Regions from separate parts of the Mus musculus genome. Here regions 1, 2 and 3 are each linked to region 4. The links are chromatin loops, found by intact Hi-C in ENCODE. Cell type or tissue: left cerebral cortex. All regions are shown on one strand. Region 1 overlaps Pkd1l1. Region 2 overlaps Tns3 (tensin 3). Region 3 overlaps Tns3 (tensin 3). Region 4 holds the start of Tns3 (tensin 3).

Region 1 (8,000 bases), 290 kb after region 4:
GAGGTCTAATTCTCAAATGTAACATGCCAATGAGAGGGGTCAGAAAAAACCACTTCATCAGAGGTCCCCAAAGCCTAGACACAGGCAGGGTCCATGCTAGAAGAGTTAGATACAGCTAATGAGCAAATGTGCCAAAAGACAGTGATACAGGATAGATATGTGGCCCTAGCTGTGACCACCGACCTTCCAGCCAGTTTATGCAGGACTGGGCTTATCCTTTCAGGATTTCACCCCATCCCTTTGGCTATAATCCTAGACCCAGAGTTTCCTGAAGGGTAAAGAGGGGGAAGCTCTCAGATTCACTGTCAACTCCTTTCCTTTTGACCTGCTAGTAATGAAGAGTCTAACCTAACAGTGACATCTAAAAGTGACATCAATATTCAGCCATCTGCAAAGCCAAGTTAGCATCAGCATGAGGCTTGTCTGGGAGGACGAACAGGCCCATCGAGGGACACTCTCCACCTTCTCATGCTTCCACCAGGGCACCAAGACATGAGGGCTGGCTGATAAAAGCCAGTTTCCACCGTGACCCGGGAGTGTCCCCTAGACCAGTGGCTCTCAACCTTCCTAATACTGCAATCCTTAAGCACCTCATGTTGTGGTGACTCCGAACAGTAAAATTACTTTTGTTGCTACTTCATAACGGCCGTTCTGCTACTGAATCATAATGTAAATGTGTGTTTTCTGATGGTCTTAGGCAACCTCTGTAAAAGGGTAGTTTGACACACCCCCCCCCCCCAACAAAGGAGTTGCAATCACAGGTTGAGAACCACTGCTCTAGACTATGACAGGATCAGGGTGACCTAATGCTACTACCCTAGGACTCTGCTCCCATGAAAATAAAATCTGCTACTTTTCAGTCAATCTTTCCAAAGAGAAACATCTTAGAAATAGGATTTTCCTACCTGTGACTAAGACAGTGGCCCTCAAAGCACACCCCACAGCCTTCTGTCCTCCATGGACAAGTGTCTGGTTCTTACTGAGACCAGCAGAGAACAGTGAACAGCCTCTGTTCATGTTCCCCACCAGGGCCCGGTAGCCTCATTTCTTTGAGGGACAGTTTGGGTATTTGGGACCCTTCTGATGGGCTTCCTGCAGCCTGGGCTAGGACTAAACCTCGGTGGAACCAGTTACCCCACATAGTGAGAACACCCACTCCCCTGTAGAGGTTTGGGTCCTAAGGACCGTTTCCTCATCCTGGTCTTCTGACTTCACTACAGTCTGACCCAGGGCCATCTTCCTGGTTCCAGTCACTACACACGGCTAACCTGCAGCCACAGTTTCTACACATGTGAGCAAACTGTTCAGGACCCTCCTTCATGAAGTCACTCAACGCAGTGACTTCCCTTTTCCCACGTGATCTAGAACATTTTTCCAGCCCCAAGCACAGTACTGGCTGAGGGTCACAGTGGGTCCGTCTCTCATGGCCTCTGGTGGACATCCTCCCTTTTCTTCCCTAAATGCAGCATCAATACTCTTCTTCTATTCCTCTACCAGCACAGGGTTAGTTCAAAGTAGGCGCACAGTCTTTAAAAAGACAGAAATAGGGCTGGTGAGATGGCTCAGCGGTTAAGAGCACCGACTGCTCTTCCAAAGGTCCTGAGTTCAAATCCCAGCAACCACATGGTGGCTCATAACCATCCGTAACGAAATCTGATGCCCTCTTCTGGAGTGTCTGAAGACAGCTACAGTGTAATTATATATAATAAATAAATAAATAAATATTTTTAAAAAAGACAGAAATAGTTTTTTGTTGATTACTTGAACAAAATTAGAACATATATTCTCTGGAAAATTAAAAGATTGTGTGTGTGTGTGTGTGTGTGTGTGTGTATGTATGTGTGTGTGTTTGCACATGTGCACACATGTGCACCAGCCTACGTAGTGATTCATTCCCCTGTCTCTACCTCTCCCCGCAAGTACTAGGGTTACACATACACATTGTATACATTGTCACCCTTGTGCGATGAATGCTCTTCCTCAGTGAGCTACTTTTCCAGCTAAATGAAAGATTTTTTTAAAAATTCTACCCATACCTTAAACAATAACAACAATAACAGCAGCAGCAGCAATTCCCTTGCATTGGCTAAAAGAGGTTTTCTCTAGAGCTTGTGGAGAGGATTGGTTGGCTTGTCAGGGCTCGTGGAACAGTGTGTGAGCTGACCTTGGCGATGGCGGTGTAGTTCCCACATTCCAGTGTGTAGCTTGGGAGCATGATGGTCTGTCTGCGGGTGTTGACAGCAGTAGGGAGGGTAACAGTGGTCATCTCAGCACTCACAAAGCTCCAGGTGTAGGAAAGCCCTTGGGAAATGTTACAGAGGATGGCAGCTTCAAATGTCACTCCTAGTCTCAGGGGCTGAGACCTCCATATCTGGGAATTGACAAGACGGGTCATGTCACTGAATGCCAACCCTGATGGTACAGCAAGCGGTTAGAAGTGTAAATGGCTGGCCATCATTTACCCCAGTAAATACCCAGAAGATGCTCCAACATGTAATAAGGACACATGCTCCACTATGTGTATAGCAGCCTTATTTATAAAGGCCAGGAGTTAGAAAGAACTCAGATGTCCCTCAACAGAGGAATGGATACAGAAAATGTGGTACATTTACACAGTGGAGTACTCAGCTATTAAAAACAATGAATTTATGACATTCTTAGGTAAATGGATGGATCTGGAGGATATCAACCTGAGTGAGGTAACCCAATCACAAAAGAACACACATGATATGCACTCACTGATAAGTGGGTATTAGCCCAGAAGCTCGGAATACCCAAGATACAATTTGAAAACCACATGAAGGAAGACCAAAATGTGGATACTTTGATCCTTCTTAGAAGGGGGAACAAAATACCCATGGAATACAGAGACAAAGTGTCGAGCACAGACTGAATGAATGACCATTCAGAGACTGCCCCACCTAGGGATCCATCCCATATACAGTCACCAAACCCAGACACTGTTGTGGATACCAACAAGAGCTTGCTGACAGGAGCCTGATATAGCTGTCTCCTGAGAGGTTCTGCCAGTGCCTGACAAATACAGAAGTGGATGTTCACAGCCATCCATTGGACAGAGCACAGGGTCCCCAGTGAAGGAGCTAAAGAAAGTACCGAAGGAGCTGAAGGGGTTTGCAACCCATAGGAGGAACAACAATATGAACTAACCAGTACCCCCAGAGTTCCCAGGGACTAAACCACCAACCAAAGAAAACACATGGTGGGACTTATGGCTCTAGCTGCATATGTAGCAGAGGATGGCCTAGTTGATTATCAATGGGAGAAGAGGCCCTTGTGAAGGCTCTATGCCCTAGTATAGGGGAATGCCAGGGCCAGGAAGCAGGAATGGGTAGGTTGGGGTACAGGGGGAAGGGGGAGAGGATTTTTGGAGGGGAAACCAGGAAAGGGAATAACATTTGAAATGTAAATAAAGAAAATATGTAATAAAAAAAAGGGAGTGTAAATCTCTGGCCATTATTTGTATAACTGCTGGTTGAGACTTGGGGCTGGACTTTAGATAGCACCAGTAACCAGTACATTTAGTTTACATGCAAAAGTAAACAGTATATACATACACACACACACACACACACACATATATATATATACATACATATATATATATATACACATATATATACACACATATATATACACACATATATACACATATATACACACACACATATATATACATATATGTGTATACACATACACATGTGTATATATGTATATACATACACATGTGTATATATGTATACACACATGTGTATATATGTATACACACATGTATATATGTATATATACACACATATGTATATATATGCATATGTATATACACACATATGTATATATGTATATACATATATATTTTTTTGCCTGCTATGAGTATGTAAATGTAAATACTTACTTTTTCTTTCAAGAATGAGGCTAATTAAAAATGTCAAAGGAAAAGTTACCAGATTTGATTACATTACAATGTCTTTTAATTGTTATTTGTTTGTATATTTATTATGGACCTCACAGCTGTGTTGCTCTTCCCAAGCACTTTATGCCCCATCCTCTGGGACAGTAGCTATCATCCTTCCCTCAGCATACCTGGCCTGACTGTTATTTGTCCCTGAATATGGAAAAGCATTCAGGGCATGCCAACCTTAGGAGGGAGGCTGTCCAGCCAGGGACCCCTCCAGTTCTGGGGCTGATGCTAGGAGCAAGGGCTCCCCCTGGAGGATGTTCTGTTTAATTAGAATGAGAAAACTGAAAAATGGGATTTTAAGTTTCTAGCACCCTTAGTGTTAGCTTCCCTAGCCTTCTGTCCTCCTCCCCTCTGTTGTTCCCCTTAAAGCATGACACTCCAGGGAAATCCCGAGACTCAGGAGTACTTGGCCAATACAAAACAGACTCTATATTTTTGTGGGTGTGTCTTTTGTTTTAATATTTTGTCTTATAATTCTTTTCTGTTTTTGGTTTATCTGTTCTGAGTTTTGCTGTTTTTCTTATTTTTGTTTTGGGGGAGAAGGAACACAAAATTGGGTGGGTAGGGAGGTGGGGAGAATCTGGAAGGACGGGAGGGAGGGAAACAATATGGTTAAAATATATCAGAAAATTTAATTAAATGTATTTAAAGGTAAAGGAAGGTATTAGTTGCCTTCCTCCCACCTACTGACTGGGACATTTAGTCTTAAATTTTAGTTGAAATATAGTTTCTTATAAAGAAAACACAGATGATATAAAGACTGGAAAAGTTAGAAAAACAGGAGAAAGAATTTATAGCCTTATAGCTGGGAAACTTACCTTTTGTATTCTGTAGGTGGTACCATTTAAACGATTGTCAGTTCTTTTCATTGTTCTACTCTGAACATGATTTCATTATAGGACTTGCAACAAAGCCACTGGACTAACACAGTAAATGGAAATTTGTAATATTCTCAGATTTCAGACTTCATATATATAAATGATAATATGAATTAAGCCATACAATTTCCACTGGGGTGGGAGTTGGCTCTGAATGGGTGCACAGTAGAACTTGGCAAGCAAAAGTGAAGTTTCCAGGAAAGACATTCTGTCACTCAGCTCGGTGACATGGAGACGCCAAGGATACGGAGAAAGAGGTATGCATAGAGCACTGCAGGCTAAAGAGATAGTCACAGATTGCCACATGCTATTTGTCGTAATAGAAAATTAGGAACAATCAAAGTTCGGTTGTGAGGAACTTGAGAAATGGTGTAGAATTTGTACACATAATCCAATATATGCCACTGTTAAAAATCATGTAGTCAAAAAGCCAGTGGTCATGCTATAACAATTACTCAAATGTTGTGAAAGACATATATATTAAAAAGGCGCATAACAACTCCACACATAAAAAACCATAGCAGGGCGCTGGAGAAAGGACTAGGTGGATGACAGTGTTTCCTCCTCTTGCAGGGGCAGGGAAGTGGGGGCTGGAGACTAAGTCTTCTTTCCAGGACCCATGTTGGGAGGCTCACAGCCTTCTGCAACTCCAGCGCCAAGGCACATGGCGCCCTCTGCTGGTCTGGGCAAGCACCTGCACTCATGCACTCATATCCACACACACGTGATTTTAAAATAAAGGTAAATCCATTTTTAAGTCAATAAAAAATAAAATAAATACACTTATCTCTTGCTGTCTGGATTTCACACAATTCCATTTTTATACTCTTAGAAAACACGGAAAATATAAAATACAAATGGAGTCATCAATATTGTTTTCCTTCTCTTACAGAAAAGCTCAAATGAAAGTGTTTTACAGATTAAAAATTAAGTTCTCTTATTATTTATACTGTGTTTGCCTCTGTGTGTCCATTGAAAGTAAGTATAAATTAAAGCAAACAATAGATACAGGTGCAGGAATAGGAGTCTGTAGTTCCACTGTGCAAGAGGCCAAGGCAGGAAAACTGAGAGTTCTGGGATAGCTTGGGTAGTACATTGAATTTAAAGACAATCTGGGCTACATTGTGATACCAAACCTCAAATAAAATAAAATAAAATAAAATAAAATAAAATAAAATAAAATAAAATAGACGATGGATATGTAGCAGAGGGTGGCCTTGTTGGGCATCAATGGGAGGAGGGGCCCCTGGTCCTGTGAAGTCTTGATACCCCGTTGTAGGAGAATGCCAGGGTGGGGAGGCAGGAGTGGGTGTGTGGGGGAGCCCCCTCATAGAAATGGGGGGAAACCGGGAAAGGGGATAACATTTGAAATGTAAATAAATAAAATATCCAATAAAAATACTTAAAAATAAAATAAAATAAAAATAAATTAAATAAGATAACAACATTAAGAAAATATTCTTTAAAGCAAAACAAAATCAAACAAAGGAACAACATCATCTTTCCATCAGAGTGAGACTTCCAGTCAGAGCCCTGCAAGCTGTAGCCTTTCCCTGAATCCCTTGAGTTTTGGTCCATCCCTCACACAGAGAGCACAGAAGAGCCTGACACCATGGAATGCTGGCCTCTAGAGCTGCAGAGCTCTTGCCTCAGGGGACATGGACACTTGGAAGGCCTGCCCAGGGCAATCCCATACCCGCTTTGAAATCTACTGCCCTCTGGGGCTGCTGGGACCTGAAGTACCCAGGGCTGGCAGCTGATCCATTAGAGATAGCATTCTGGCAAACGCTCAGCTTTGAGTTCGCCTTCCCAAGTGTCAGGCTGGACTGGACACCTTTGACCTGAAAGTAAAACTGTCTGAAATCAAAGTCCTCAAAGGACTGCAAGAAATCAAAGGCAGCCTTCTTTTTCCTACTCTGTCGTTAATACTCAGCATATAATTGGTCATTTCTTTTAATTGTGGTGTCAAATTTTTCTTTTTACTGAAAATGCTATCATTCTATGCATAACCAAAAAAAAAAAAAAAAAAAAAAAAAGGCTACTCAAAGCAAGCTGAGCTGAGCGTCAAGAGTCATATAGGCAAATAAAAGACGTATTCAGCCACCAGAAACCAGGCTTCCGTCCCGGTGCAGGCTTTCCCTGCTCAGGAACCAGCTCCAAAGCCCTCACAGTGACTCTTTTGTGCTGAGCGCAGCAGAACAAACTTAACAAGCTTCCTTCATTCCCCAGCGAGCTCAGCAACTTGGAAGCAGCCTAGAGCGAGGTAGGCAGGATGATGAGTCCTTAAGCCCAGCCCTACCTGCACCTTCGCAGGCCCCATGTTCTTCACTGGGGGTGGTTGGCAAGGCTCCCGCACGATGAAAAGCTGCTTTCTTAGGGTAGTGGAGCTGACATTATTGAAGGCAAGGACTTCAACTGTAAACTCTCCCTCCCTGGAAGGGTAGAAAGCAGAGAATAAAGAGATTGAGGTTGTTGTACATCGGTTCTCAATCCCTCTTTATAGCCTCAGGACCCCTCACCCAAGTGTACTGTTCCTGAAGTTGCTTTTGCTTGTGGTATTCTATAACAGCGACAGAACAGTAACTAACACTCTTCTGCACACTTATTCAAGAATATTCCTCTGCAGCAGCGCCATGCTAGTCTGAGGCTTGGCCTTGACCATGCTTATCTCTGGCAGCTATGAAAACTGGACACTCATTGGAAGGACTTGATCCACTTAAGACCTAGGATCCTCCCTAGCCAGAGACTCCGCTAAGAACAACTGGCCTGCTTCTCGGACGTCCCCATACTCCCAACCTTGAGTATCATTTGCACGTGTGCTTTTGCATTAAAGAAAACCTTCTGAGACAATGATTTTGGACAAAGGCAATCAGATACAACTTATCTTTCTAATCTAGCTAGGTTCTGGACAATGATGCCACAGTCAATGAAGTATTGCATATGACATGACAAGGGTTCCTGGGATTAAAATAAGGCAGAATGTTTTGTATTTCTTAGTGATACCATAGCCGTGGTGGTTTGGCTATGCTTGACCCAGGAAGTGGCACTATTTGGAAGTGTGACTGTTGGAGTAGATGTGGCCTTGTTGGAGTAAGTGTGTCACTCTGTGGATGGGCTTTGAGAGACCTTCCTCTTAGCTGCCTAGA
Region 2 (8,000 bases), 130 kb before region 4:
GTTGGGCCTCCAACCAGAAGGCCATGGGGGCAGGGAGTTAAAGACAACCTGTAGTTCTGTAAGTTCACCTTACTCCTGGTGATCAGGGGGACTAGAAGCTACAGCTACAATCAACTGATGATTGAACACCTGCATGGGTGCAGCCAGGGAGCAAGAGACAGGCTCTGTCCCAGACACGAGCTGTGAGCACCTGCAGGGGACAGGGGGCAAGGTCTCTGGCCATATGCTGGGAGTGCCTACATGGAACAGGGAGTCAGGGAATATGTCACAGAGGAAGAAGGAAGGATGGTGCGTTAGGGGATGGTCTACTGCGCTGGATTCTCTCAAAGCTGTGGAAACCTTGAGAAGAAGCACACAGCTGAACCTCTACAGAGCTGCTGATTCAGGGTGACCCTGGCCTAGCAGGAGCTCATGTACTGGCTACAAGGCTCTTTGTAATCCCCAAGCTGGAGCTCTGCTGACACACTGTAACCATAGCAACAGAACCTAGGTATCCCAGGAGGAAAGGGCTGCTTGTTGAGGGCTCTCTCTAGTCTAGGCTGGGGAAGTCTCTCACCTCCTCCAGTGTCAAAGCTGGGGACACCATGCATGATGACGAAGTGTAGGAACAGAGGTGAGGTGTTCATCTTCATGGCTCCAGACAGTAGCCCGCTGAGAAACTGCACGTACCTGCAGGAGACAGCGGCTAAGACTCCACAGCCAATTCACAGCTGCTGAGTCTAGCGGCAGGCAGTACAGAATGGGAACTGCATCTGGAGATCCTGGGGACACCTTGTCCCACTGTATACAAGGAACAATTAATTATCATCCTATGCTTGTCATGGGGAGTCACTGCTTCACTGAGGCTCCGCCCACAGCTCTGAGAACTGCTGACGTCATCGTCATTTTTTGTTTGTTTGGTTGGTTGGTTGGTTGGTTTTTCGAAGACAGGGTTTCTCTGTATAGCTCTGGCTGTCCTGGAACTCACTTTGTAGACCAGGCTGGCCTCGAACTCAGAAATCCGCCTGCCTCTGCCTCCTGAGTGCTGGGATCTCTTTCACACATGGATGCTCACACCTTGGAGGTCTCCTCACCTGTTCCCAAGCCCATCACCAGCAAGGCCAGCATGGCAAACAGAGTGACATGGGGCATGCCAGCTGCTCATTCCACACACATGAGCCATGACGAGCAGCTGGTATCAATGGCCCCTAACCTCCTGCTCTCACACACACACACACACACACACACACACACACACACACCACACACAAACCACACACCACACACCACACACCACACACACATCTCCAAAGCACTCTCATCTCAGCTGAGGTTCACCCATGGCCACTCATATATACTGAAGATGTGAATTTTGCCATATGGACTCTGGCACTGACTTCAATTGTCCAAGCTGACTGTCACAGCCCTCCACATACATGTCAGTCAAGAGTGAGGTTTCTACGCTGTGTATGATCAAAGGTCCCTCATAAAGCAATGACCGGAGTATGAGCTGTACCCTTGCCACGGCCTGATGGTCCCCTGGCCTCCAGCATTCCTTCCTCTGCCCTCCCTGGCATAACTGTATCCTGCTCCCATGGAAGCCCTGAGGTAGCCAATGCCCTAAGGCCCAATCCTCACCAGAGCCTTCAAGATGTCTCTTGGGATCTGTCTGCTTTCTTGCCTTTCTCCAACAAAGTACTACACTCATTGCAAGAAGGAAGAAATGACCTGCTATCAAACTAATGGTCCATGCAGCGAGCAGGAAGCAGGAAGTGACATTCACCAAGCCCCTGGATGAACACAGTCAGTCATGGGCTCTACCTTAGAACAAAAACACTTCAAATGCCCACTGGAATGCAGACCGAGATCATGGTTAAACAGCTGAGTTGGAGGCAAAATAAACCAAACAGAAAACTTTTAGTGCTTTCCCAACTTAGAAACACCCTTATGGAAAGCTTTAATATAATCCACAAGCATTCCCTTCACTGTAGGGAAAACCCACAGTGACAGACAGGTGGTGACAGCATCCCACAGTTCCAGTGGCACATTGCTACATTGTTACAATGAAGGCAAAACTTCCCAAGTGACAGAAGCCTGGTGTCCTTCCCCAGAAACTCAGGTAAGCAGGCCATGGGTGTCCAGCCCCAGGAGTTTACTCTGACTGCAAAGGTTCCGAGCCTCCTATAGAGAAGTGCAGGATGGGAGAACCAGCTTGTGACCCGTCAGCTGCGCTCTGTACACAGCAGAGCTCATCAGTCCCCTTGGGTGGGTGGCCTTGAGCAAAGGTAATGGACTTACACACAAGGCCTGGGTAGAATACCGAAGACCCTACTTAAGATAGCTCTGCCCTCTTCCCAGCTCTGGGCAATCCTGGACACTAGGAAATGTATGTCCTTATCTTTCCTGTGAAGGGACTCTGTGGTAATCCAGACCTGCTGTGGGTGGCTCTTCCATGACTCCCTCAAATAAGACAGACCTTCACACAGAGGGACTTGGAAGTTCAAGGGCTCTGTGTTGGTAATGGTCACTTCCTTCTCCGATGCACATCCAACATTTCCTCAGACATGGCAAATCCTATGTGGCTCTGCAACCTGAAGATTTGTGACTCCCACTCTCTGTTTTGTTTTGGTTTTCTTTTTTTTTGGGGGGGGGGGTTGAGACAGGGTTTCTCTGTGTAGCCCTGGCTGTCCTGAAACTCACTCTGTAGACCAGGCTGGCCTCGAACTCAGAAATCCGCCTGCCTCTGCCTCTGCCTCCCAAGTGCTGGGATTAAAGTTGTGCACCACCACCGCCCAACTGACTCCCACTCTCTTTATGAGACACTCTTCAGGGATCTGAGACTTCTCCCTGCCCAGAGGCCACCAGCTCCTAACAATACTACAGGTGGGAGGCTTTCATGATGTCGGTTGACTCTCTGGGATTGCTATCCCAAGTGTTTTTTGGTTTGGTGTCCCCTGTCCCCACTCCCAGGCATGGTAACATACCTGTGATCCCAGCACTACAGAAACAGAGGCAGAAAAATCACAGGTTTAAGATTATCTCAGGCTACACAAGACCCTCCCTAAAAAATAAATAACTAAATAAAATAAAAACAAAAAGAAAAAGCAGTACGCCTTCCATTGTACAGCAACAGCTAGTAACAGCAGAAGTGTGCTTCTACACAAGCTTGCTCATGAGGAAGCTGTGACAGAGTCACTCAAGGACCAGGTCTCAGTCTTCCTCATTGAAACTTACTCTTAATGACTGTCATCTTCCCAGCCGCCCACTAGGGGGTGCTCAGCTCACAGTGGACCCACGCAAAGAGAACCCACAGTAAGAACGTCTACACAGGTTCTAAGTCCAAGGTTTCAACCAGGTATACACACACAAACACACACACACACACACACACACACACACACACACACACACACACACACACACACACACACACTCACACTCACACTCACACAGGTTAGAGGCATTTAGGATAAAGGAGATTAGAACTATATACAACTAGAGAATATGCCCTGTGGCCTGAGAGATGGACATGGTTCAGGCTACCATGAATGGCTTTTCTGTGGGTTCAGGCCTCATGCATGAGTAGTCCCTGAGATAGGGAGACAGAGACAGGGGGATCCCTGGGACTCTATACTTAGGCTGCAGGTCAGTGAGAGGTCCTTCTCCAAATAACCAAGGTGGATGGCACCTGAGGAATGACACCCAAGGTTGACCTCTGACCTCCATTAATTGTTTGAGCTACCTTGAAGATGGAAAGAACTAGGTAAGTGGGTGGTACTGAGAGGTGGGGGATCAGAAAGCTGCACCCAAGTCGTGACTGAAGATTATATGCTCAGAAAATAGTGGGAAAGGGGAGGGAGCTCCAGGATTTCAGGGCACAGGCTGACCCTGCTTTCCCTCAAGAATACCACTTGTCAAGACACATCTTGACCACTGCACGGCAGAGGGTGTGGTTTGGGGGACTGTCCTTATTCTTATGTCCTGGAGGATAAGAACCCCGATCTTTACCTGAGACGTGCAGGTTCTATCTGGGGTTGCTACCCCATGTGTCCCTAATGATTCCCTATGCAGTACAACTGGGGCAGTGTAACAGCTAGGCGCTCAGTGTTCAGTGTAACAGCTAGGCATTCCGTATACGCTGTGTTCAGTGTTATATGGAACCTAGAAGGTTTAGAGTGGATGGACAGTCAGCTGCAAAGAAGAAAGGAAAGTGGATGAACTGAAGACCATCATGGTAATATGTCTTCTCTCATATGTGAACCTAGATTTCACGTATGTGTACACACACACAACTGTCTGGGGGAAGAAAGAGGACCAGTGGGAAGAGGATAAGAGGTATAAATATAAGAATAATGCATAATACACATCTATCAAATGTTATAATGAAATCTATTATTTTATACACTAATAAAAATTTGAAAACGCACAGGGTACACAACACAAAAGAATACACATCAGCTCTACACAAATTCCAGGCCATTTTATGTAAGGGCCTTGAGCATCTGCAGGTTATAGGTAGGCTCTAGATCCAGTCCTCTTTGGAAGGTCCTGGTGATGCCTTCTTTTTCCATGGTTGCTTAAAATGTTGAGACAGCCACAAGTCCTAAATTTCTCCCTCATCCTCAATAGACTTAACTGTGATCTTTACTTTGAAATAATTTCTGCACTTTGGTCCTAACATAACCTGCAGAACAGCAGCCCTGCCCACAGGCATTCAGAAAACAGTGGGATGCACAGCCCATGAATGCAATCGTCACCTTCTCCTGGTCTCTCCCATGTTTCCTGAGGTTTATTTATCCCAGTTGCTAGACCACTCAATAATTATTTGGTTTGTGTCTTCTAATGCAGGCACCAGGCAAGCTGGCAAGAAAAGAGGCAGAAAGAAGGCAGCCCTAATCTCAAGGGCAGAGCAGTGAACTGGAATGCAAACTTGAACCCTGCTGAGCTGGAAGCACTTTAAAATGAGATGTTTTCCCTCTTTCTCCTTCACACTTCCCAGTATCACTAGAAGCTATCCCTTCTATAAGTAGTGAGCCCTGGCGGCCACACCTGCCTGCTGAGTCCTTGCATTTGTGGGAGTTGCATCTTGTTTGCACCTCAGCTTCTGTGCAGGTCTTAGGAATGTTGCCATTTTGGAAACTGCTCAGTGGAAAAATAATAGTTCATGGGTTCATAACCGAACAGGGGCTGCTCGAGTGGAATAAATCACCATAATATACTCAAGTCTGGAAAAGCTGCTTCCCTGTCAGGGCCTGTTGCTAAAACAGACCATACCCTGGCTCCAACCCACGGTCCCAAAATGTAGCCCACATTCTTTCAAACCGAAAACTGTCTGAGTGAGCCCAGACCACTGGAATCATCGTGTCTGCTGGCCCAGCGGCATTTGTATTAGAGAAAGCAGATGGAAAGGATCAACACTCACAGACAAAGGTTTGGGGCTAAAACAAAATCTTATCTCCAAGCTGGGGGCCATTTTACAGCTGCCTTCAGAATTCTTGGACAAATTCTGAAGTTAAGACAAAACTACAATGCAATTATGTGAGTGCCTCAAAAAGAGAAAGCCCTGTTCTCTGACTGCTACACTCCAACATTTCAGGGGCTACTATGTGTTGCAGCCAGAACAGGCTGGCAGGGAACAGCCAAGAGAAATTCTCTCCAGCTTCAACAAGCTGACACTGTAGAATAGAAGTCAGCCTATGATGATCTGATACCCCACGCTTGTCAATAAAGCTTAACTAGAACACAATCAGGCTGATTCATTTCCATACTAGATATGTCTCTAACATTGATGTTAGAACACTGGTGAGCTAAAACCACAGTCTGAAACATCCACCCTCTAGTCTCTCTACCAAGCCCCCTGATCCCTGTTCTAGCAGACAGAAATGAGTTCAACATGGCTGGCTGTAGACAGCAAAGCTCACTATCTGAAGGAGACAAGGATTCTCAGGGCTGAACTGAGCTGTGGCTCTGTGTCTTCCTCTCTGGGAATGAGCCACGGGTGAGAGCACACAGGTTCTTACCAGACACGAGGCTTTTACTAAACACGTAGGCCTATGAGACTCATATCCTTGCCTTGGGAACCAGCAAAGCCCTCCCTCATACTCTTAGGTAAGACACAATGGTTGTGCAGAGAGAAGTTGTCAGAGAATATTCATCTGGCCCCAAGGATAGATAGATACATACCGCTTCTGGGAGGGCTCCATTAAAGCTGAAATTTTGTCATCATAAAACTTCTTCATTGCAAACCTGTCCAGTGCCTGGTCAGCACTGGGGAAGCAGGGAGGGAGAGAGAGGGGTGAGAAGAATAAGTAAGTATGTCAGGTCAGTGGTATGCCCAGCCCCTCATGGATGAATGACTGGGGTGCACATCCTACGTCGGTCAGTGACCTTCTTCCACAAGGAGCTGTACCTGTCCATGCACCGTCTTTCTGCATGAGTGCACTCAGTTCAAAGCAGGAGCCATGCTGAACTCCTGTCTGAACTACATTATCTAAGGGTGTGATACTTAGATGTACCACTGTCTCACAGGGAGAGGAATGGGCTGCAGGCCCCAGCCGCAGGACCCTTCGGAAAAAGCCTAGAATGTGCACAGAAGGAAGGAAGTCTTGGAAGTATAATATGTGACACTGCTAAGCAGCTTCAAAGAAAGCCTGGAGTTGAGAACGGGGCAGGGTTGGTGGCTGGGAAGGGTGTGTAGGGCCTTGGGCTTCATGTAACTTCACAGAAAGTCAATCTACTTTCTAACAGCCTACCTGACCTTCAGACACCAGCCCCAATGTTCAGAGTAGAATTTACAGACCCTTCTGGGAAACCTCACTGTGGGGCATCCTAGGGTCACTGAGCTGCCTAAAACCATGAAATAAGACTTACTGAAAACAAAGGTATCTTTTAAAATCTCATAGGCAGCCAGACACAGTGGTACGTGCCTTTAATCGAAGCACTCGGAGGGCAGAGGCAGGCAAAGGTCTGAGTTCTAGGCCAGGTGGGTCTACACAGTGAGACCCTGTCTCAAAAAACAAACAAACAATAACAAATCAGATAGGTAGAAAAGTTCTCCATTGGGAAAAAAAAATGACATGTTTAGGAATTCTGAACATAACATTTTCAAAATATATGCAAAAATAAGAAGGACAAAGGAAAACACTCTAAATTAAGTCCAGTGTGAGTGACCACTGACTTCACCCCATGTGTTTGTCTCAACACAGGGCTTGGCCAGTGAGGCTGTCACAGACGGAGGAGGGTCCATCTGAGCCCAGAACGTGTCAAAGAGTAAGTGCATAGGTCTTTCAGGTTAGAAGACACAGTTTCATATCTAGTCTTTGACTGCTAGGCACTGTCTTTTCTGTGATCCCATCATTTGAGTAACTGCTGGGGAAGCAACCTAGCCAGTGTTAATGCTCATGGGTCACAGGATGCTTAGTGCTCTCGTAATGAGTTCTGGCTTCGTCTTCTAAACTCTTCAGAGTGCCTAGAACAAAAATGTGTTCTCTCTCTCTCTCTCTCTCTCTCTCTCTTTCTCTCTCTCTCTCTCTCTCTCTCTCTGTAACCTGCAGTTTCTGTTTGGGTTACTTGTCATTTGTGACACTTAAAATCAGGTGTGTCCCCTGTGGTGTCTAAAATATAACCTAAGGGGATAGGAAGATTCAGACACGTGGGAAAGCAGCACTTCTGGGTGCGAAAGAAAAGGGAAAGCAACCTGGCTAGGAAGATCTAGCAAATGCCTAGATAAGTAATGACCACGCCCACGGATTGCAGAGCCATACAGGGGGGTGCTTCCAAGATGGGATGTCCACCCACTTAACTGGAAAAGAACACTCTGACCTCTACTAAACAGCAATATTAGCTCAGACCCCAGTATGATGCTATAGGAAATGCTCTAGGGCTAGAGACATGCAGAATGGTCACAGCACAAGAAGGCTCAGCTACAGCTGCCACCGTCCAGGGAAGGACAGGCAGCTGAGGCCCAGAGAGACTCACGAATGCTTCCTGACATTTGCTTGTGGTGTACCAACACAGGGAGA
Region 3 (8,000 bases), 120 kb before region 4:
GGTGTATCCTACACTGGTGCCAAACCTCACACTTTATTCACTGTATGTGTGTGTGTGTGGGGGGAGGGGGGGGTTATACACATGGAAACCACATCCCAGGCTGGTGCTATGGAAATCCTCCTAAACACAGCCATATTCACAGTCAACATCACCAATAGTAGAGCTTCCTCTACTGCTCTGTGGGGCAGTGCAGCCTCACAGAGAACCATGTACTGGTCTGAAACTTCAGAACACACTGTTGTGACCTACTAACAGGGCTCTGCAAACGGTAACCCAAAGCCAGTTCCATTCTGACCACCTACTCTTTTCCTACAATCTGTAAACACATTATCACATATTTTAAGCATTGCAAAAAAAAAAAAAATCAAAACAGAACTAGTCTGTGAGATGTGAAAGTCACACAAAACTTAACCATCATCATCTTATCGTCTGCCTGGAGACTGGCTGATCTGTTCCAGCAGCCCCCACCCACACTGCAGAAGCAGGCAGGGCGACATCAGCAGGTCCCCATGACAGGCAGAGCTAAAATACTACCTAGCCTCTTTGAGAAAAGTTAGCCAAACCATGGTCCCAAGCCATACAAAGCCAAACTGGCAGGTCACTGCTTTGTAGCTCACCAAGAGTCCGTACTAGAGTCAAACCTTGTGCACACAAGAGGGAACTTTACAACTGAACTCTTATCCCTAGCCCCCAGCTCTATTCCTAAAATCAAATAAATGAACAAACTCAATGTTTTCATAAAATCAACTGTGTGAAGCTGGGCATTCTGGGAGAGAGCAATGCAGACACTTGGCAGATTCTTGGCAGTGCGGTCCCGGTTCTTAGCATTACGAAGTATAAAGCTACTAATGTATTTCTTGTGTTAAATGGTATTTGTCTTAACAACAGACATCTCTTTATAAGGAAACGTCAGCTCAGCCAAAACCAGGCCCACAGAGGCTGGCCTTTATAGCTGGTATTATCAGTCATTTCTGTGGCACTAGTTACAGGTGTAAAGCAGAGGTGGGCAGAGGGATGCCAGTCAAGACTTTTGACAGCTTGTTTCAACAGCAGATCATCTAGACAAGAAATAGCTACAAAACTCAGACCCAAGCTACCTCTCAGACTAAGTGAACCTATCACGCATGGACAGAACACCCCACCAACAGCAACAGAACGTGCTTCAAGGTCACAAGGAACAGCCACAAGAAACCACAAAGCAAGTCCCAACAGAGTTAAGCCTGAGATCCTATCAAGTATCTTTTCTGACCACCATCCTATGAAAGCATAATTCTGAGTGGGGTGGTAGGGAGGTGGACTTGTAAAACTCTCAAATATGTAGAAGTTAAGCAACATGTTACTGAACAGCAATTCAGTCAAACAAGGACTTGAAATGAAAACTTAAAAATATATTGGGGCTGGCGAGATGGCTCAGTGGTTAAGAGCGCCGACTGCTCTTCCGAAGGTCCCGAGTTCAAATCCCAGCAACCACATGGTGGCTCGCAACCATCCGTAACGAAATCTGATGCCCTCTTCTGGAGTATCTGAGGGCAGCTACCGTGTACTTACATTAAATAAATAAATAAATATTTAAAAAAATATATATATTGAGACGTGGGCTGGAGAGATGGCTCAGTGGTTAAGAGCACTGATTGGTCTTCCAGAGGAACAGGGTTCGATTCCCAGCACCTACATGCTGGCTCACAATCATCTGAAAATTCGGTTTCAGAATATTAGATGTCTTTTTCTGGTTTCCCCTAGCATCAGGCATGCATGTGGTTCACAGACATACATTTAGGTAAAACACCCATACACATAAAATAAATTAACATGAGACAACTACAATGGAAAAACACACATTAAAATGTATCAGATTTAACAAAGGCAGTACTAAGAGAGGGTTTATAGCAATAAGCATCCATATCTAGAAAGAAAGGAAATATCTCAAATGAAGATCTTAATTTATACTTCAAGTAACTAGGAAAAGGCCAAACTAGACCCAAAGTTAATATAAGAGAAAAAATAGAGAACAGAATAAAACAGAGAATCAGAAAATAAAATGGTCAACAAAACTGACTGTTTTGTTTGTTTGTTTGTTTGCTTGCTTGCTTGCTTGCTTGCTTGCTTGCTTGCTTGCTTGCTTTTAAGGTAAAATAAAATCAGCAAACCTTTGGCTAAGATTAAAAGGAAAGAAGACTCAAAAATTCAGAAATGAAAGGGAGCCACCACAGTCAACAGCACAAAACACAACAGCTCTGCAGGGCTCCTCCGGACAGCTGCAGACACACAAAGTGGACAGCCAGAAGTCCCCCAACACTCACAACTGCCCCAAGAGAAAATCCCAACAAGGTAAGGGGATCCAGTCACTACCAAATCTCCCATCAGGGAGACTGTACCAAACATGTAAAGAAATGAAGGCAATCCTAAAGCTCTCCAAGAAATTTGAGGACAAGGGACTCTGCCACACTCATTTTAAAAGGCCAGCCAAGTATCCCAATGTTATGCCTCCGCATATAAGCAGGCTTCACAGCATGGTGCAGGTACAAGTTCTCCATGCTGCAGTGAATGTGAACACCTGAGGGTGAGGGAGGGAGAGGGGTGTGCACGCCTCACTACTGTCAGACTCTAAGTGTGAACTCCGTAAGAATTTTCACCTTCTAACCAGCTCACAGGTTATAGGAAAACATGGTAGGTGGGATCCACTCTGAGCCATACACTCTCAGGGTGGGAAACAGCCTCTGGCATTTCCACAGTTCTGTTCCAAGGCTCAAAAGGGGTAAAAAGTGGAAGAACACTCCCACAGGAAGCACAGCCTCTTTCACGTTGGAGCTGGCTTGAGTTACAACCATTGTAACACAGGAGAGCAGCTACCGCAGTCCAGCTCTAGCCTGCCTCTGCCCTAGTGGAGACAAGTCTGGCTATTAGTCATTCCGGGCATCTGTAAAAGGGAGCACTCATTGTGCAAAGCAAGCAGATTCCAGCCCTGCTGCCGTGATGACGGTGAACCTTGGATGGCACCAGCAACCACAATTTCAAATTAAAAGCTTACCTCTCAAGGCACATTTTCTGGGTATTTCAAAAGTAGTTTAAAGCAACGAGTGCTCTATGGTAAGTAATGAAAGGAAAACATCAGAAGCCCATAAACTGGACAAAGAGAGCCCAGAATCACTTACGGAAGGCGGGAGGGTAAAATATCTAGGTGGTGTTTTCATCTTTGGTGATCCATGTGTTTTCAATCATATTACAATTCATTTCAACTTCACTAATACTCAAAATTAACAAGTACAGAATCGAATGGATAGAAGGGAGCTTTAAAAAGTCCAGAAACACCAGAAACCTCAGACCTATAAATTCTAAAGACAACCTGAGGATTGGGGGTTCTTTTTAGTTTCTTCGTCAGCTTCTTAGTTTTTAAGGATGAATAGGAAATCTAAAAGGTATACCTTCATGGAACATGTCACACCAGGTGACAGGTATCCTGTAAACTCGGTGGCTTCAAGGAAAATCAGTTGGTGCCTGTGAGCAGCCTGATCTAATCCACGTGGCCCCGTAAGCGCTGGAAGCCCAGTGGGAACCCAGAGGCTGTGGGAGCAGGAACACTCACCCTGCAGTGGATGACGACCACATGCTGGGGGTCGTTGTTCAGCCAGGACTCCTGAGCCTTACATATAGTGCACATCTTGTCAAGAGGAGGTGCATGCAGCTCGGGCCAGCCCACATCCATGATCTGCAAGACAGAGAAGAGAGGTGCCTTGATTTCCACCTCCTGGGCCCTTCTGTGGTAATCTCATAGTGACATAATCCACTCCTCAGTCACAGGGGATGCTGGGTAGACCTCTTCTGAAAGCTAATGAGCTCATGGCCAGTTAGTTTCCTTTATAGGAACGAAAATGCAGGCTACCACGTTGCCTGCAGACCACACCTCAACCAGGCGCTGGTCTGCACCTTTGCAGCTGGGTGACAATTCTATAGAAGCCTTTTAGAGGCGTTAAAATAGTTCAGAGTTTACTGTAAAAGAATCTAGGACCCCAAGATCTTTAGTTTTGTTTTTGTTTTTTTTTTTTTTTTAAACAGAGTCTGTGGCCCACAATGCTGTCAAGTATTACCCACTCAAGCTAAAAAGGAGTCTGGCAATACAGTGAACTCAGTGTTTCCCATGCTATGCAGACCACACATCAAGGACAACCAGCCCTCCAGAAACTAAGGAGCACCTTCAGGTTTTTTGCCTCTATTTTGTTAAAAGAATTTAGAAAATCACTGAGAAGGGCCAAAGCCCCAAGCAAGCAGCGCAGTCTCTGGCTACACCTCTGGGAGGGCCACATGGGGATGTTGTTTCTCCTCCAGGCCACATGGAGGTGCTGTTTCTTCTCCACTTTCTGGTTTTCCCTGATGGGGTGGGCAGAGCTTTTTAATATATGAAAGTAATAGACAGGAGTTCAATAGATGAGACCACAGTGAAAGCAAGCAGCACCTCAGTTCCATGAAGCTCTGGCCTCCTTCCCTGTGCACACAGCATAACTAAGACACATGTAAATTCTGTAGTCAAAAGGCCTGGGGCCAGAACTATTTTAGAGGTTTGTGGTTTTTGTTTTTTGTTTTTGTTTTTGTTTTTTCCAGTTTCTTAGCATCTATATTCCAAAAGAAGCAAATTGTAAATTTAAGTAAATTTGAACTTTTTGAACATAACATTAGTTTTGAGTTTTACAGCATTTTCATCTCAGGTTATGGGATGTTCAGCCTGTATCAGCCTATTCTAATGATTACAAAGCATTTCAACCTATAGAATATGGATGCAAACACACAGACACGATTCAGCAAAGGCACACATGTATGCAAGCGAGTGAGTTGTGAATGAAGTCTGTGGACTGCACGGACACTACTCTTCTGACACGGATGTTTTATAAGTGAGTGTCCCTTCTCCAAATCGAGTAGGGCCAGACAGGTTTTGATTTTTTTTGCTGTTGTTGATATTATTGCTGCTGTTGTTTCAATTTCAAGAGTATCTGCACATAAGTGTCTTGGGATACATTCCTGAAAACAAAATAAATCTATTTGTCTCATATGCACCATATGCATAGCACCTCAAGTCAATTTTATATATTTTCAGTAATGTTTTATTGTATACAGGACAAAGTTTCCAGGGTGTGAAATTTTCTTTCCACTGATACATACAATTTTGTATGTGACACTGGGGGCGATATGTACACATGAGCACAGTGCCTGCAGAGAGCAGAGGCGTCTGACCAGCCTGGAGCAGGAATTTCAGGTAGCAGTGAGCTGCTGCTACTACAGGTGCCGAGGATCGAACTCAGGTTCTCTCAAAGAGCCGTAAATGCTCTTCACCACTGAGCCATTGTTGCAGGTCAAGTTTTAGCTTGAGTAACTTGGACTTTAGATTTTCAGTGGGGATGCTGGACCTGTATGCGTTTAATAAGTTGCTGACATGGATGAAGTAAGACGTGTACTCACCTTTTATGGAACTACTGCTTTTAATTCTAGAAGCAAGCAAAGGATATAAACAATCCTGAGTACTTTTTGATATCGAGCTATGTTCCACAAAGGCCTACAAGAAACTTCTTTTGCACAAGCAAAACTCACATCGCTGACACTTTACAAAGTTCAAATATGAGGAAGTCAATTCCATACCTTTGGATTAAGCTTTGTAAGGTCATATCTCTTCTCTGAAAGGTTTAATACCTACAAAGAGACAAAAAGATTTCAGACAAATCATGGTCCTCAAAGAGGAAGGAGACACCTGCATTTTAAGGGGACCGAAAGGGATGGAAATGCACAAATGTGTGTGTGGTCACAGGGTAAAAACAAAGTATATTGTGGATGGATGGATGGATGGATGGATGGATGGATGGATGGATAATACGAAAACCTTGTGAATCCTGCGTTTTTCTTTTGTTACCCTGAGCCAAAATGGGCAAGGAAAACTTTCTCCTTTTTGTTGTTTGGTTTGTTTGTTTTGCTTTTAAAAAAAAAGAAAAACTCAATGGCTACAAACATTTTCAAATACAGGGTCTATACACCCACGTGTATACAGTAGCTCTTCTTAGTCCTGCTCAGCATGAGGAATATCCTGGGGGCAGGCAGCAGTCTCTTGTCAACTGAGCTTAAGACCTGCCACTCAGAAACCACAGCTATCTGTGGGCTCAAGTCCTACAAAGAACACATGGTTCCTCCCTAACTCGGCCCCAGCTACCTCCCAGGCCTACTCAGCGTTAGCCCCGTGCTTGCCCTGCTTGAATCATCAGCACTCAGCTGCCTTTCCTTGCAGGGCACAGAACACCACCATATCCTGACCAGCTCCAGCAGTCTAAGTGCCTTCCATAAAAGGCCTGTGGGTTTGGAGATGCCCTCGGCAGTCTCTTTAGGAAGGGTGGGAAGAAAGGGACTTCTCTGGGGACAGCTTCCCACTGAAGGAGCCCTGGTCTGGAAGAGGCTGTGCTAGAGGCAGAGGCAGCTCCAGAGGTGTCTCATGAAAGCTGTAGCCATCCATCCTGGGGGCTAGGATGCTACACCCCTGCCCACAACCAGGCTGGACCTCAGGGAGTAGTACTGTTAGAGGTCATAGGGAGTCCATACAGAGACTATCCTGGAAGCCACGGCTTAGCAATGGGTCTAACCATGGGAGAAAGCTTCTAAGGATGACAATAACCTCCTTGTTGGCTTTGTAAGATTAGCTCTCCCTAGATAAGGCGGCAGCATGAGAGAAGGTGCTAGAAGCTGTCATGTAATCTGAGAGTTGATTATAGCAGCAGGAAAAGTTCTCTGGAGCTGGCAGCCCTAGAAGAGAGCAGGGCCAATCAGAGAGAGCAACATGAGATTCTTCTACTTCTGCTCAAATATGGTCTCCTTTATCTGATACACACCTGCTGGGAAACCACGTTACCTACATTTGCCCCTGAGGACTGCCTTGTTTCTTGGACACCCGCCTGCTTGTCTTTCTAATGCACGAGAGGAGGAGACATGGCTGCCTCCTGACACCAGGAACTCTGACTGGGAATCCTTACTTTCCCAGAAGCCAGTCTTACTGATGAGGAGCTGTGTTCAGTGCTGGACAGAGGCAGCAGCCACCCCTACAGTCAACTGTCACAGCCCGTGACACAACAACAGCAAAGCTAACAATAGAAGGGTAGAGGACATGGCCCCTAGACTCATGAGTCAGATTCCAGGCCCCCAAACCATTCCTCAGGTGTAAGCAAGCAAGGCACAGGGACACCCCTGGCCCTCACACGAGTCCTCTGAGGGACTCCTGCCTCCAGCCCATCCACCACACCGTGGCTATCATCCCCACTCACCAGGTAGTTGTCTCCATGCTTACACTTGAGCATGCGTGTGACTTCCTGCAGGCTGTGCAAGTAGGACTCCTCTGAACAACTGGCAGGGAAGGACACTGCGATGATACGCTCGGTGACATACGTAAGGTCCAGTTCGTGGCTGTCCTCCATGGCTGGACTCAGAACCACGGTCCTGCAAGGGAGGAAGAGGAGGTCAAGAAAAGGATAACAAGAAAAAGGATGAACACTCACCTAATGAGGGCTTCGGAGAAAGCTGGGAACAGCAGCCACCCAAAGGATCTGCATGTAGACTGAGCTGAAGGCCACCTCGCCTGTCCCCTGCCCTGCCAGCAGCCAGCTAGCTGTTCCCTGGGGCACGCCAACCCATTCCTCACTACTGATGTCATACAATCAATCAGATGTCTAACAAAGTCACCATCTACCAAAAGTCAATTACAGATGATTTCATTCCACAATGCAGGCTTATGATGTCAAGGGTAAATTCAGAAATGATTACAAATGAGATGTTTTAACTTTGATGATTAATTCTTAAATCAGTATTTGAGGGGTGGGCTGGGGTGAGCATATCACTTGCCTAGCATGTAGCAGGCTATGGGTCCAACCAACCCCAAGCATGCCTTCAAAAACTCACTGATTACTACAAGATAGATAAAAGAATATCCTAGTCTCCTTTCTGGAGATGAACTCTGACCCATGGCCAAGGACACAGGAATG
Region 4 (8,000 bases):
AGCAACTTCTCCTCTAGCCTTCACACACAGGTCAGAAAATACATGGATACGTACACGCATGCATACAGGCATACGGACATAGACACACTTCATACAGAATAAACAAACAACCAAATATAAAATATTAAGAAAATAAATTTTTCCCCTGGAAAATTCTGGAGGCCCCTGATTTGTGTTGTCTTCTATTTCTTAAACAAGATGGCCCTGATCGTGGATTACCCATCCTTCCCTGGTTCCCCCCTGTGGCAGAAGCAATCGACACTGGTCATCTGTGCTGCCACATGAGGAACCCTAAACACAGCTACACTGGGACGGGTAAAAAATAAAAACCAGAACCAGGCACAGCAGGTCATGTCTGTAATTACAGCACTCGGGAGGCTGAGGCAGCAGGATTCACCAAAAGTTCAAAGTCACATGAGCTGTAAAAACAAAGTAAGTGCCTAGACACTCTCTGAGAATGCACTGTGCCACACAACAGTTTGTGCCACAGGAAGACCTGCCACACAGACACTGAGGACCTCCCCAGGGACTCTGTGTGCAGGACCATGTTCCTTACCACAACAACAGACATGCTCAAAACACTCTTGATGCAGAATTCAAAACAAAGTTCCCAGAAGCTTGGGGAATCTGCGTCTTCTACTTTTACGAGTAACAGGCATCAAGGAAATGAATGTCCCTGCCCCTAAGCTGCACTCAGCAAACTGTGAGTGTACAGAAAATGGTGGAGGAGGGGTGCAGATATGACAGAATGGGATCCCCCCCTTTTTTTTTCAAGACAGGGTTTCTCTGTATAGCCCTGGCTGTCCTGGAACTCACTCTGTAGACCAGACTGGCCTCAAACTCAGAATTGACCTGCCTCTGCCTCCCAAGTGCTGGGATTAAAGGTGTGCACTACCACTGCCTGGCGCCCAAATTTGGTCTCAATGTAAGAGAATGGATGCATGAGTTTTGAGACTTACTTTGTTTGTTTCCTTCTGAAGTCCTGGTTATTGAATCCGAGTTCTCACATGCTACACAAGTGCTCCACCAAAAGATACAGCCAATCCTCGGGGGTTTTGAAATGCAGTACATACTCCTTCTCACCTACGCTAAGGAGTTTAAATGCCATTTCCATGTGGAGAGTCCACTGAGGATACATAGGCTTCACCGTGAGTATTAGGGGTAATTGTGCTCTGGCTGTGAACACGCTCTACTCTCTGAGAAGCACAGGGTGGCTAACACTTAACCAATACCTACTGAAGCAGCCAGCCTGATCCACTTATTTTAGCAGAAATGGTGGCAGGGGCTCTGAGTAGATGAGGCTTGCTCTGTGTCATTAGGTCACTGCTGGCAGGTTTCTTTCCAGGTGAAATGAAGATGCAACCTGTTCTCCCCTGCTTCTGGGTCCTACAAGAAGGGGCCAGGTTAGTGCACCTCTTAACGACCTTTTGCCTAGATCCAATGCCTCGGACTACCTGGTAGGTGGCATGGTCTCATAAAAGTGTTTTACTTTCAGAAAGAAAAAACTAAAGAACTTTTGCTAGCAGTACCCCAGTGTTCCCCACATCCAAGTTCAAACACAGAGTCAGAACAGGCTTCCCCTGAACATATCCATTGCTAACAGCAGGCTGACCCTAAGCAACATAATGTGGCTCCAGGGGCAGACTGCATGCAGATACACCACTAGCTCCCAGACTTTGGAAATTTGTTGGTAATTTTCCTCGTCTGTAAAATTGCTCCTTGTATCCTGGGCAGACAGAAGCTGTGACTGCCAGACAGACTCAAATACCCTCTTCCTTTGATATCTTCCACTCCACCTTCTTGTCTAGCTGACTCCTTGTCAGGCCTTGGCTATACCACGAGTATACCAGCTCCCCTGGAACCTTCTATAGCATAGTAACATATTTGATCTTGTGAACTATGAAGTCAACATTTGCAAGTAGCTCAGTTTCAAAACACAGCAGGCCAGAGAGACACTTTGTAAAAGCTAATCGATTTGCATTTAGGCATATGATGTTCCCTGAAGCAACTACTTTTTTTTTTCTATCTTCTTAGTGGTTAGGTTTCGCATCTGCTGCTGCGGATAGCTTTAGCAGCCTCGGCAGAGGAGCTACCCTCAGTGGAAGAACTGCTGCTGTCTGGACAAGCATTCAAAGCCAATTGCCAGGGAAGCAGCAGCAGCAGCCAGCCTGCAGGAGCCAGGCCATAGAACTCAGACATTGTGTCCCAGAATTCCAGCTACTCCTCCACATTTCAGCTTCATAAACAGGATACTTGGCATTTCTTTGCCCATATGCAAAATGGGTGTGATAATCCCACTTCCCTCTTTCTTCCAAGAATCATTGGGTGAGATGAAATAAACAACAGGCAAAGAGTTTAGTACCACTCAGCCAGAGGTCCTTATTGCCCTCTGTCATTCTTTGGGGGGGGGGGGGGCAGTCACCATGACTTTATCGGAGGTCTGGCTTCTTACCAATTGCCCCAGTTAGTTCTCCAGGACCCAGCAAATGCACCCCCTTGTCTGTGCCCCCCTTCCCTCACATAAACACACACACGCACACACACACACACACACACACACTCCAAGTCCTGGCCTAGCCTCCTACAGCTTCCAGCTGCAGCCATCCCCGCCCCCTTCCTGGTCCTCAGCACAGAAAAGCCTTTCTTAATACTTGTTGATTGATTTGCAAATATAACCTCATAGGCCCCAAAGAGGGAAGCAACAAAATCACAAAGACAGTCAAAAATCTCTTTTAACAGGCAAAAAACTAAAAGCACTTTTAAAAAGTATTCATATGAACAGACCAAAGCCTCAAGGAAATACATCAATATGTCAAAAGGGTTAGCTCTGATGGGGTACACATTATTACTATAGTAGCTCCTGTATTCTTGGTTTGGGGTGTCGTTTTGAAGCTCTATACAGTGGAGCAGAAGGCACAACTCAAGAAACAAAATTTGGAGTGGGCTGTGACAAAGCCGAGGGCGTTCCAATCAGTTGTGGTCACCCTAGATAGTGCGGTCTGCTGGCCCCAAGCCCTGGAGGGAACTTTTTGTGTTCAGTCACGCTAGAGAGTCGGGATCACCTGCTGGCACCGGCCAGAATGCCAGTTGGGGAAGGAAGGGGTTCGGGGTCTCTTTTTGCGGCATAGACTCTCAAATCGATCCAAGCAAACGTCCCCAGGGGCAGAACACAGAACTACACAGAAACCCCGGGGCCCAGGACCCTCCCTCCTACTTGTCAGCTACAGTGCCCGCGTGCCAGGAGACACGTGCCACAGGTGGCCCCCAGGCCTGTGCCTGCACTCGTACTCCTCCGAATAGTGGGAAAAGGCGGGATGAGACCCCTGGCTCCCAAGCAACCGAAAGGAAAGGAAAAGAGGCACACAGCTCACTTGCCTGGAAAAGGCGGGAGTAAAGTCCTGAGAAGTCTCATTGCAGCCCCAAGCGGCTCCTCCGTCTTCTCTTCCCTAACTGTCTCAGGGAGCAAAGTCCGCAGGGCCGGGGCGGCGATAGTGTGGTTCCGCCCCCGCCCTCCTAGCTAGGCGCCGGGCGCCGCGACCAGGACCCTGCCGGCCCCGGAGCTCCGGCCCGCGTCGGCCCGAGGACCTGGCTGAGCCCCAGACTCCCGATCGCCGCAGACCCCCTGGTCGTCCTCAGTCCTGGATCCCAAGCGCCCTTCCCGGGTGCCCCCGCGCCTTGTCCCTACACCCTCAACTGTCTCCGCGCCCAGGTTTGGTGTCTGCTCGGCTGCAACCCAGTTCCAAGACCCCGAACGCCCAGGCTCTGGAACCTGAGCGGGGGCCCCAAACAAAGAGTGTGGCGGCGTGTGGCTGCCCCTGCCCTGCTCCCGACCCTGGTACCTGGGCGAACCCGCAGCGCGGTCCGGCGGGGCGATGGCCGAAGCGAAGCTGGGCTCCGAGCTGCTCGCGGGCGGGCCCGTCCTCCTGGCTGGCCGCCCGCGCCCGCGGCAGGGCCCCCTCGAGGCGGCTCCGGCAATCGCTACGGACCGCCCGCGCACCGGAGCCCTGCCGGTCACCTGGTCTCATCTTCCTAACAATGTCCTGCGTTTCCAGGTGCTGGACACCCGCCCCCCGCACTCACCCCCTCGGGTTCCTGACCCAAGGGATGAGCTCTTTAAAATACCCTCCCACTTCGCTGGCCTCCCTAAATACCTCGGGGGCCCCAGTATTCTATAGGCTCAACAGTTCCATGTCTACGTAAGTGCACCTGGGGAGGGAGGTTCGAGTCCCATTCCTGCAAAACCAGTTTATTGTTTCATCCAGTGTGTCTAAGTGCTGTTTCTGCCAGGAGGAAGTCCTACAATACCCTCCAGTGACTTATTATCCCGTGGGGCTCTACGTGTATCAAGCAGCAGTCTCTAAGACAGCCCAGGATGCTCCAACAGCCCCTTCAACATCCAGAATTCACCAGGCAGGAGGAGATGATGGTGCTGGGTAGAAGTCCCTTGACTTCTTAAAGTGAACCTAGCAGGAGAGAATACGGTTGAGGCTGGCAGGAACACAGGAGAAAGAAGATCTCCTGAACAGCCTTTCTCAGATGAGGACAGAGCAAGATTTCTTAAGAGATCCCCAAGATTCGGATAGCTGGGCCTCTGTGTCCATTTTCTCATTGCGATCTCCAGGGAATGATGGCATGCCATTGCATGGTCTTTCAAACACGTCTGCATAAATGAGATGGAATTTCCATCAGTTTCTAGTGGACACCAGCAGCCCTTAATATCTCTGATTCCACTCCGGGAAAACACTCCAGGTAGCTTTAAAAGAGGGTAGAAATTGTATCTATCTGCTCGGTGCAGCCACTGTCTGAGGTTACCAAAACCTGTTCAATTCTTGCCATATTGTGCCTTCAAGAAAAAGCCAGGCTTGCCAGGAATGGTGGAGAAGCTGAGCTAGGAAAGTAATATCTGGTGGATCTGTTTACAGCGCAGCCTTCACAAACACTGAGGTGAGGCCCTGGATCCTAGGCCAGGCTAGAGGCCGGGCCACACCCTGTTTCCTCTCCCCCAGGTTTGGGAAGGCTATGCCTATCTCTGAGAAATGGAGACATTGGGAGAAGGAGATGTTGCCTGAGGCAAAAGCTTCCCCAGGCCCTGAGCCCCAGGCCCTAAGGAATGAAACAAGCATTTCCCTAGCCTCTGGGAGTCCCACGGGTCATGGGTGAGGAACAGGATGCTTGTAAAGGAGCCTTTAGAGGGGATAGGGAGGAGGTCACAGTCATTCTGCTAGAAAGGGGGACAAGGCAGGAACTGTTCCTTTGCCTTTGACCTGGTAAGAAAACACCCCCAAAATCTTAACTTGACATAGGTAAACCAAGTGGTGGGGATCAGAGCACTGTAAGGTGAGGATCCAAGACTATCCAGATTCCGTGCTGTTCTCTCAGATGTTTACCAACAGCCTACTCACTCCAGCCCTCCAGTCACTGGGTTGCCTTGCTTGGTCCCAGCTGCCCGAGGGACTGCAAGAATTTCCACAAGGTGTTCCAATCACCCTCCTTAAGAGCTAATGTGGGAAAGTACTTGATAGCTCAGAATAAGGAAGACCCCAGGCAAGGCTGGGATTCTGCATCTCTGTACCAGGAGCCTCTGCTAAGATCTCCCTACTCTGTTTTCCCTACCCAAACTAAATGGTCCCAGACCCCTGTCCCTGCCCTCCCTGCGGGGATAGTTCCAGTGTGGGATAGATTCTCTAATTAGATCCTTGTTTCTAGAACAGTGAAGTGGGGGCCAGTGCACGTAATGTCCGTCCTTACGTTCAATGCTAGTGTTCAAAAATAAACTGAAAAGAGAAACTGGACCATAGTATCTTTGAGCACCCCATGTCTGGCTGCTCCATGGTCCCTGCATCTTGTCTACAGGATGAACAAAGAAAACTTTGGATGATTGACCTGGGCCTGGCTTATGCAGAGCTGAGCACCATGGGGCCTCCTCACTTCACATGCCATGACTTTATATTTCCAAAAACTTAAAACAAAAACAAGGCATGAGCAATTATCAGCCCCCCAAAAGGAGATCATGTGGGGTCCCCCCCCCAGGCTTAGCCCTCCAAAAATGTCTCAGAGTTTAAAACAAAAGTGTCAAACCAATTTAGCTAAAGAAAAGTCTGCTGAACTGGCCCCTCCCTGCGGGTTCCCCCAGCAGGAGAGAGCGCTGGTGGGTCTGGTGCTGTACCTTCCTTTCTCAGCCCCCAACCCCAACCCCTCTGGGGCCTCCTTGACTCTTCCCAACTGGAGTCTAGATCTTCTTAGTAATTTTGTCCTTGCTATGGGGACTGTCTTTACCTTGACAAAAGACTGATAGGATACATTTGTATCTCTAGATGGATGACTTAATGCGCCCCCTTTCACTGAAAAGAAATTTTGCGTTCCCTTTCACTGAAAAGTAATGTTTCCAGACCTATTGAACAGCAACAGGAAACACATGAGAGGTGGCTGCATAGCCTGCAGTGCTGTGAGGCAGCCCGGGTTTGAGTGTGAGCACACTACAAGGTTTTGCCTTCAGAGACTGCTCACTATGAGCCTTCTTCTTTTCCTTCTGCCCCACAAAGGAGCAGATCACATTTTGACAGCACAGGCTTCACACTGCACCCCCCCCCCCACAGGCTCATCTCACTTTAGCTTATTTATTTAGATTATTTTTTTAAACAGGTCCTTGCTATGCAGCCCATGCTGTTCTCATCGTTCTCTTGTCTCTGCCTCCCACCTGTTGGTGGAGCACTACAGGCTGGCCCAGCCCTTGCCTACACTGTGTCTAGAGTTTCCTACAAATCTATCATCAGTTGTATGTGTCGACCTGAAAAGGGGGAGGGATGTGCAGACTGCTGACCAAACGTTGTTTGGGGACATTTTTTTTCTTTTTTGTTTGGGGTTTTTTGAGACAGGGTTTCTCTGTGTAGCCCTTGCTGTCCTGGAACTCACTTTGTAGACCAGGCTGGTTTCGAACTCAGAAATTCGCCTGCCTCTGCCTCCTGGGTGCTGAGATTAAAGGTGTGTGCCACCATGCCCGACTGTTTTGGGAAATTTTCAAAGGTGTTCGAAATGCATATTGGCCTTTGAATCAGCCCAGGGAGTAAAGATGGTCTTCTCCAATGTTGGAAAGCATCTTCCATCCTTGAGGCCTGGGGAGGAAAAAAACAGAGGAACAAATGTTCTCTCTTCTTGAGCTCTTAATTTCATGCTGTCCTGCCCTTGAACAGATTGCTTCTGGCTCTCAGGGCTTCAAACTAAGGCTGGATAACACCACAGCTTTCCTGGCTCTGCGGTTTGTACACAACAGACGGTAGGGGCTTCTCAGCCTCTAGAATCTAACACTAGTTGATCTCTGTAATAAATCCTGCCTTATATATAAATTCTTTTGGTTCTGTTTCCCAGAAAGTCTTGATGTGGTACCATATTCCCTAAGTACAAATTAATGGGACAACATGGATACTAAGTGATAGATGCACGCTTGGGGTCTGTGTAGCAAATCAGGTTTCTCGATAAGTGAGGTGTGCTCTTCTCTGTGTATGGTGAACAATGAGTTGATTCAATATACCTTCATGGAGGTATTGCCCTGGGCCAGCCCAGAGTTCCTTAGTTGCTGGATTGGGTAGCCACAGGTAAAAACAGAGCCTGAATGGAGTCATAGTGAGTCATGCTGAATGGATCTGAGATCTCAGACTTTTCCTGCTGGAGGAGACTTCAGCCTCCACCATGGCACTCCCAACAGATGCTCATTAGACTTTGGCTTGACAACTTCCAATAATAGAATCCATCTAATTTTGTGAAAATCAAACCATTCAATGAGTGTAGGTTGGCCTGCTGGGAAGGCCTTTCTAAGAGAGTTGCTTCTAATACTCTCATGAGACCACAACGTGTCTCCCCAAGGCTATGGATCAGACAAGGAGAGTTGGGGGAAAGATCTATGAAGCAACAGGCTAAGAACCATACCTTTGTTGAATAGACTTTGTGGAAGAGACATTGCATGAGAAGAGAGCCCCCTACAGGCATGATGTGGGCACTATGCT

The links. Peaks named below come from ENCODE experiments on the same cell type or tissue, not always from the same donor. Only the 100,000 strongest peaks of a DNase experiment are listed, where the experiment ranks them.
Region 1: it touches region 4 in a loop (3-fold over the local background); 3 of 42 quality-filtered maps call a loop at or near these places.
Region 2: it touches region 4 in a loop (2.3-fold over the local background); 11 of 42 quality-filtered maps call a loop at or near these places.
Region 3: a loop joins it to region 4, with 2.4 times the contacts of the local background. A loop is called at or near these places in 11 of 42 quality-filtered maps.

The regions. Positions count from the first base shown.
Region 1 is chr11:8,951,698-8,959,697 of GRCm38, forward strand. Pkd1l1 reads right to left here. Exons shown (of 52, transcript XM_017314870.1): 8 at 7,154-7,286; 9 at 2,165-2,371. Among named protein-coding and RNA genes, the nearest start is that of Pkd1l1, 19 kb to the right of the region's middle. In left cerebral cortex, CTCF peaks have their summits at 4,213 (motif pointing left) and 5,538 (motif pointing left); DNase peaks (open chromatin) are centred at 4,228, 5,487, 6,555 and 7,047; H3K27ac peaks cover 459 bases.
Region 2 is chr11:8,531,841-8,539,840 of GRCm38, forward strand. It overlaps Tns3 (tensin 3), which reads right to left. Exons shown (of 31, transcript NM_001083587.1): 10 at 6,163-6,246; 11 at 557-669. Among named protein-coding and RNA genes, the nearest start is that of Tns3, 130 kb to the right of the region's middle. In left cerebral cortex, a CTCF peak has its summit at 3,224 (motif pointing right); DNase peaks (open chromatin) are centred at 505 and 3,247.
Region 3 is chr11:8,541,646-8,549,645 of GRCm38, forward strand. Tns3 (tensin 3) reads right to left here. Exons shown (of 31, transcript NM_001083587.1): 6 at 7,287-7,458; 7 at 5,626-5,676; 8 at 3,584-3,706. The coding sequence starts at 7,436. Among named protein-coding and RNA genes, the nearest start is that of Tns3, 120 kb to the right of the region's middle. In left cerebral cortex, a CTCF peak has its summit at 4,344; no DNase peak of the experiment used is centred here.
Region 4 is chr11:8,660,640-8,668,639 of GRCm38, forward strand. It overlaps Tns3 (tensin 3), which reads right to left and starts at 3,896. Exons shown (of 31, transcript NM_001083587.1): 1 at 3,840-3,896. In left cerebral cortex, a CTCF peak has its summit at 3,977; DNase peaks (open chromatin) are centred at 2,604, 3,446 and 3,926; H3K4me3 peaks cover 1,630 bases; H3K27ac peaks cover 637 bases.